Linked DNA regions of Mus musculus: region 2 is linked to region 1. A link is a loop called in an ENCODE intact Hi-C map of the cell type or tissue named here. Cell type or tissue: heart. All regions are shown on one strand. Links, peaks and the distances in the headings refer to the core of each region. The heading gives the core; the rest is flanking DNA.

The links. A loop is a pair of places that touch in the nucleus more often than their neighbours do. Peaks named below come from ENCODE experiments on the same cell type or tissue, not always from the same donor. Only the 100,000 strongest peaks of a DNase experiment are listed, where the experiment ranks them.
Region 2: it touches region 1 in a loop (2.6-fold over the local background); 2 of 42 quality-filtered maps call a loop at or near these places.

Annotation. Positions count from the first base shown.
Region 1 is chr5:115,482,030-115,484,937 of GRCm38, reverse strand. It overlaps Sirt4 (sirtuin 4), which reads left to right and starts at 454. Exons shown (of 5, transcript NM_133760.1): 1 at 454-606; 2 at 1,820-2,314. The coding sequence starts at 1,827. It overlaps Gm42007 (a long non-coding RNA gene), which reads right to left and starts at 488. Exons shown (of 2, transcript XR_878704.2): 1 at 375-488. In heart, for the core only: a CTCF peak has its summit at 1,348 (motif pointing left); DNase peaks (open chromatin) are centred at 527, 1,857 and 2,177; H3K4me3 peaks cover 1,602 bases; H3K27ac peaks cover 753 bases; H3K27me3 peaks cover 1,155 bases.
Region 2 is chr5:115,274,764-115,277,671 of GRCm38, reverse strand. No RefSeq gene overlaps it. Among named protein-coding and RNA genes, the nearest start is that of Rnf10, 3.3 kb to the right of the region's middle. In heart, for the core only: a CTCF peak has its summit at 1,462 (motif pointing right); no DNase peak of the experiment used is centred there.

The sequences.
Region 1 (2,908 bases), core at 242-2,741:
TAACGCGCTGACACCGAGCTATAGCCCCAGTGCTCTTACAGTATTATTTTGAGTCCGAGGTCTCACTAAGTCACCCAGACTGGCCTTGAACTCGTGATTCTTCCGCCTAAGCCTATTGAGTGGCAGATTATTGTCCTGTGCTACTAGTGAAAGAGTTTCTTTAAGAGAGCGAATTCCTAAATTAGGACTGCTTGGATCCTCTTTCGCACGCAGGACATGGGAAATATTAACCACTTCTTTGGTGGCACAAGCCTCTAATCCGAGCACTTGGGAGGTGGAGCCAGGAGGATCACGGATTTGGAGTCAGACAAGGATATGTCAGACCCTCTCTCAGCAAACAACACAAGCCACAAACAAACAAACACTACAAGAACCTCAAAAGGCAATCATTGCCCCAGGCGTCAGCAGCATATCCGGAACCTTAACTGAGCTGAGCAGGAAAGACAGCGGGCAATCCGTAGAGGAGCGCCCAAGAATCTTGGCGTGGGAGACACGTAGGATTCTGGGACTTGTAGTTTTCTTCCAACTAGATCGGCTTCGCGGACTACATTTCCCAAGATGCACACGTAACAAGCGAGTCCCACTGTTGGGTGAGAATTGTGGAAGGTAAGTGTTCTGATCCGGCTGAAGGTTTCCCGCTGAGCATTCTTACTAGGGATTCCATCTGTCTCTTTTGTTCTCGAGGGGACAAGGAGGATTTATCCCGGCAAAACCCGACTGTTTAGCCGTTCACACGTAGCTGGGAAATCTCATGGAGAAAGCAGGGTCCTGAGCTCTTCTTGGATAGGAAGCCAAGCCTAAATATGTGTGCCTATCACTCGATAGCTCCGCATTATGTCAAAGACTGTGTCAAAGGCTTGTCTTTACAACTAGAAAACCAGACAGGCAAGTTTGTATGCCTTGATTTTTATGTGTCCAAGTAGCAGAATTTACAATGCAGGGTAAGCAGACAGAGTGATTACTTAGCGTCCATCCCAGAGGCCCTGGATTTGGTACCGAGAACCGTGTAGAAAAAGACAAAACAAAACTGACATACTAAAATTAAAAAATCTTTTGGAGAAATGATATAATTCGGTTTAGTTGTATTCCTTGGCCTGGGCTACAGGGAATTCTGTCTCAAGTAATGATAATAATAATAATAATAATATCTGATTTAAACCAAGTAGAGTTATAGAACAAATAGTCCCATGAGAGATAATATTAACAAAAATATAAATATTACTAAAACATGTTTATATTAGTAGCAGGTGAAAAATAATGGGCTATTAAAAGTCTGTTTTTTAGGGCTGGAGAGATGGCTCAGTGGTTAAGAGCACCCCCTGCTCTTCCAAAGGTCCTGAGGTCAACTCTCAACGACCACAAGGTGTCTCACAACCATCTCTGATGAGTTCTTCCCTCTTCTGGGAAGTAGGTGTACGCGCAGGTTGACCATTCATATACATAAAATAAGTAAAAAAAAATTTTTTTAAAGTTTGTTTTAAAAAATATTTAATTTTTTAAAATTAAATTTTATTTTATGTGTTTGGGTATTTTACCTGCGCGTGTATTTGCGCATCCCTTTTATTCCTCGGCGCTTGCAGAGCGCAGACGAGGGCCTGAAACTGGAGTTAAAGATAGTTGTAAGTCACCATTGTAGGTGCTGAGAATTGAAGGGCTTCCGGACGAACCGTCCTCCCTTCTGTTTCCCCAGTGCTACAATCCCAGGCCGGGGCCACCGTGGCAAAATTTTCATAGTCGAATAGAGTTCCGGTGTCTATCAATTGGTGGGTTAACTTGACTTGTAAAACCCAGCTGCTCTCATGGATTTCTTTCTCTCCAGAATAAGAATGAGCGGATTGACTTTCAGGCCGACAAAGGGCCGTTGGATCACCCACCTCAGCCGGCCGCGTTCTTGTGGACCCTCGGGGTTATTTGTGCCGCCCAGCCCTCCTTTGGACCCTGAAAAGATCAAAGAGTTACAGCGCTTCATTAGCCTTTCCAAGAAACTCCTCGTGATGACAGGCGCGGGGATCTCCACCGAGTCCGGCATCCCAGACTACAGGTCAGAAAAGGTGGGACTTTACGCCCGCACTGACCGGAGACCCATCCAGCACATTGATTTCGTCCGCAGTGCTCCGGTCCGCCAGCGGTACTGGGCCCGAAACTTTGTGGGCTGGCCTCAATTCTCCTCTCACCAACCCAACCCAGCACACTGGGCTCTGAGCAACTGGGAGAGACTGGGGAAGCTGCACTGGTTGGTGACTCAGAACGTGGACGCTTTGCACTCCAAAGCAGGGAGTCAGCGGCTGACGGAGCTCCACGGATGCATGCACAGGTGCAGAAGTCTGCGGGGTTTGGCCCTAAGAAGACGTGTGGTCCCCCAGGTGAACGGCCCCTGGCTGTCTGGACCAGGGTTATCTTAAGATGGAGAGCAAGCAAAGGCTCCCGGAGCAAGTTGTTCTCTTTGGAGTTAGGCCCAGTGAACTGAGGAGAGGAAGTAGGGACGGGAGCAGGGGAGGGAGCAAGCCAGGAGAGGATGCTTTCTGCCTGGCTCGGGTGCAGTGGTCACCTGGGCAAAGCTCTGAGCTCAGTCTCCCAGCACCAGGAAAAATAACGTGAGTGGGGTTGCGTCCTGCGGTGGCTCTAGCCCAGGACTTCAGACTTATTTCAGAAAGAGCCACTGTGAGGTTGATGGGTAGTGTTGTTAACCCTGAGTTTGGGTTGAAAAAAAGAAAGAATTATTTCACCAAAAGAAAGCTTTTGCCTCCTCCTCCTCCTCTTCCTCCTCCTCCTCCTCTCCTTCCTCCTCCTCCTCCCCCTCCTCCTCTTCCTCCTCCTCCTCTTCTTCTTTTCTTCTTCTCACCAAAAGAAAGTTGTTATTGTCTTCTTCTCTTCCTCCTCCTCTTCTTGTTTGTTTGTTTGTTTGTTT
Region 2 (2,908 bases), core at 89-2,588, 210 kb after region 1:
CCACAGTATTTTAGAACTTGCTGTACTTCTGTTGTGTGTCAGAGTAGACCTTGGGATTTAGCTGTTCCTTCTGGACATCACACTACATTTTCCAACTGAAGCATGCTCTTCTCTCTCTCTCTCTCTCTCTCTCTCTCTCTCTCTCTCTCTCTCTCTCTCTCTGTGTGTGTGTGTGTGTGTGTGTGTGTCTTAGTCAGGGTTTTTATTCCTGCACAAACATCATGACCAAGAAAGCAAAGGGTTTATTCAGCTTACACTTCCACATAGATGTTCACCACCAAAAAGTCAGGACAGGAACTCACACAGGGCAGGAATCTGGAGGCAGGAGCTGATGCAGAGGCCATGGAGGGGTGCTGCTTACTGGCTTGCTCCCCATGACTTCCTCAGCCTGCTTTCTTGTAGAACCCAGGACCACCAGCCCAGAGATGGCCCCATCCACAATGGACCCTCCACTAATCTTGATCCCTAATTGAGAAATGCCTTACAGCTGGATCTCATGGAGGCATTTCCTCAAGGGAGGCTCCTTTCTCTGTGATAATTCCAGCTTGTGTCAAGTTGACACACAAAAAAGTGTGTGTGTGTGTGTGTGTGTGTGTGTGTGTGTGTGTAACTGTGAAGAATAACGAGTCCTAGACTTGATGGTGAAGCTCTGTAGCCCCAGCTACTTGAGCTGGGATGCTGAGGCGGGATAATTCCAAATTCTAGGTTAGCTCTGACACCACAGTGAGCCCCGTCTCAAAATAAAAAGTAGGAAACAGACTGAGGTATAATCTTTGCCTAGCATGTCCAAGCATGTCTAGATTCAATACCTACTATCCCTCGCCACATACAAACAAAAGCATAAAACCAAACAAGAACTACTAGAGATCATTATTTGGGAGGCCAAGGCAAGAATATTAAGAGTAGGAGGCCAGCCTTGGCTACATAGCGAGACTTTGTCTTAAAAACAAAACAAAAGAAGGGCAGTCTGCTTTGGTGGTGGTGCACACCTTCGATCCCAGCACTCAGAAGGCAGAGACAGGTGGCGTATGGCGCCAACCTGATCTACAGAGTGAGTTCCAGGACAGTCAGAGCTTCATAGCAGACACGCTGTCTCAGAAAAAAAAATACCAAAAGAACCAAACCAACAACAAATAAAATAAAAATCCAAAAAACAAAAAAACTTTCCCCCTGAAGTGCCCTCTACAACTTCCTTGTCCGTTTTGTTTTGTTTTGTTTTGTTTTGTTTTGTTTTGTTTTGTGTCTCTTCCAGGCAGGGGTTTCTCTGGGTATCCCTGGCTGTCGTGGAACCCAGGGTGGCTTCGAACTCAGAGATCCAGATCCACCTATCTCTGCCTCCTTAGTGCTGGGATTAAAGGCGTGCTCCCGCACAGCAGCCAGGGTGTTTACTTTTAGTTTAGTGTATGAGTGTTTGGCCTGCATGTATGCTAAATGATTCCATGCGTATCTGGTGCCCTCGGAGGCCAGAAGGGGGCGCCAGACACCTGAAACTGGAACTAGGAGTGGTTGTGAGCCACCCGAAGAGGATGCTGGTAACCAAATCCCGACAGCCAAAGGAACAAGCGCTCTTGACCACTGCGCTTCTCTCCAGCCTCGTTACAGGGGAATCTTTTTAAAGGATACTTGTAGGCCGCCGTGTGATAGCTCTGAGTGTTTCCTGCCAACCTGAAACAACCTGAATTTCATCCTGGTAGGAGAGAACTGACTTCCACAAGTTATCCTCTTACTGTACATGTGAACCATGGTATATACTCTTCCCATATGCGCGTGCGCGCGCGCGCACACGCACACGCGCACACACAAACACACGAGAGAGAGAGAGAGAGAGAGAGAGAGAGAGAGAGAGAGAGAGAGAGAGAGAGAGGAAACAAACAAAAAATAAATGCAACAATAAAAAAAGTTTTTACTGGTTATAGCGGTATACACCATTAATTACAGCATATTCAGGAGACACAAGCAGGTGGATCTTTGTAAGTCTGAGATTAGACTGGTTCTATAGAGAGTTCCAGGTCACCCAGGACTAAAAAGTGAGATCCTGTCAAAAACAAACAAAAACAAACTCCTTGGGGCCAGTGATGAAAGGAAAAGTATCACTCAGGACCCCCAAGACCAAGTTCTCAATTTTCAAAGGAGATTATTTCCTCCAGAGGGAGAGAGGGCAGGGATAAGGGACAAAGATAGGAAGGAGATAGAGGAAGAGGGAGAAGATGAAGGGAACAGGAAAGAGGGGGAGGGGCATTTGTCCCATAGGAAGAAGCCTTGCCTCTGGATAGAGAGGAGACAGACATGGCTCATAGGAAAATAGCAGATGCCTGGCAGTGATGGCACAGGCCTTAATCCCAGCACTTGGGAGGCAGAGGCAAGCAGATTTCTGAGTTTGAGGCCAGCCAGGTCTACAGAGTGAGTTCCAGGCCAGCCAGGGCTACACAAAGAAACCCTAGGTCGAAAACCCAAAAAAAAAAAAAAAAAAAAAAAAAGTAAAAATAAAAAAGAAAAAGAAAAGAAAAAGAAAATAGCAGTTTATAAAGGTAAAAGGGAAAACCCCATGTTAGGATGAGGCCTTTAACTTTAAGTGGGCGTGGGCATGTTAATTAGCTGAGCCAAAGGAGGCTTCTGATTTCTTCACTTCAATACTTTGATAGCTGGACCTTGGTAGTCAGCCTCAGGAGCAGGATGTGGCCAAATAAGGAAACAGACCTTGGGGGCTAGCTTTAGGAAGATAATTTCATGGTTTTTAGAAAGGCAGAAGGAATAGGGAGAGAAGGCAGGGCTTGCCAGAGCCATGCTCACCACACTCAGGCTAGCCAGAGTCCTTTCAGGTGAGATAGCTCAGCAATTAAGAACACTAGCTACTCTTCCAGAGGACCTGGGTTTGATTCCCAGAGCCTATATGGTGCTTTAATTCCAG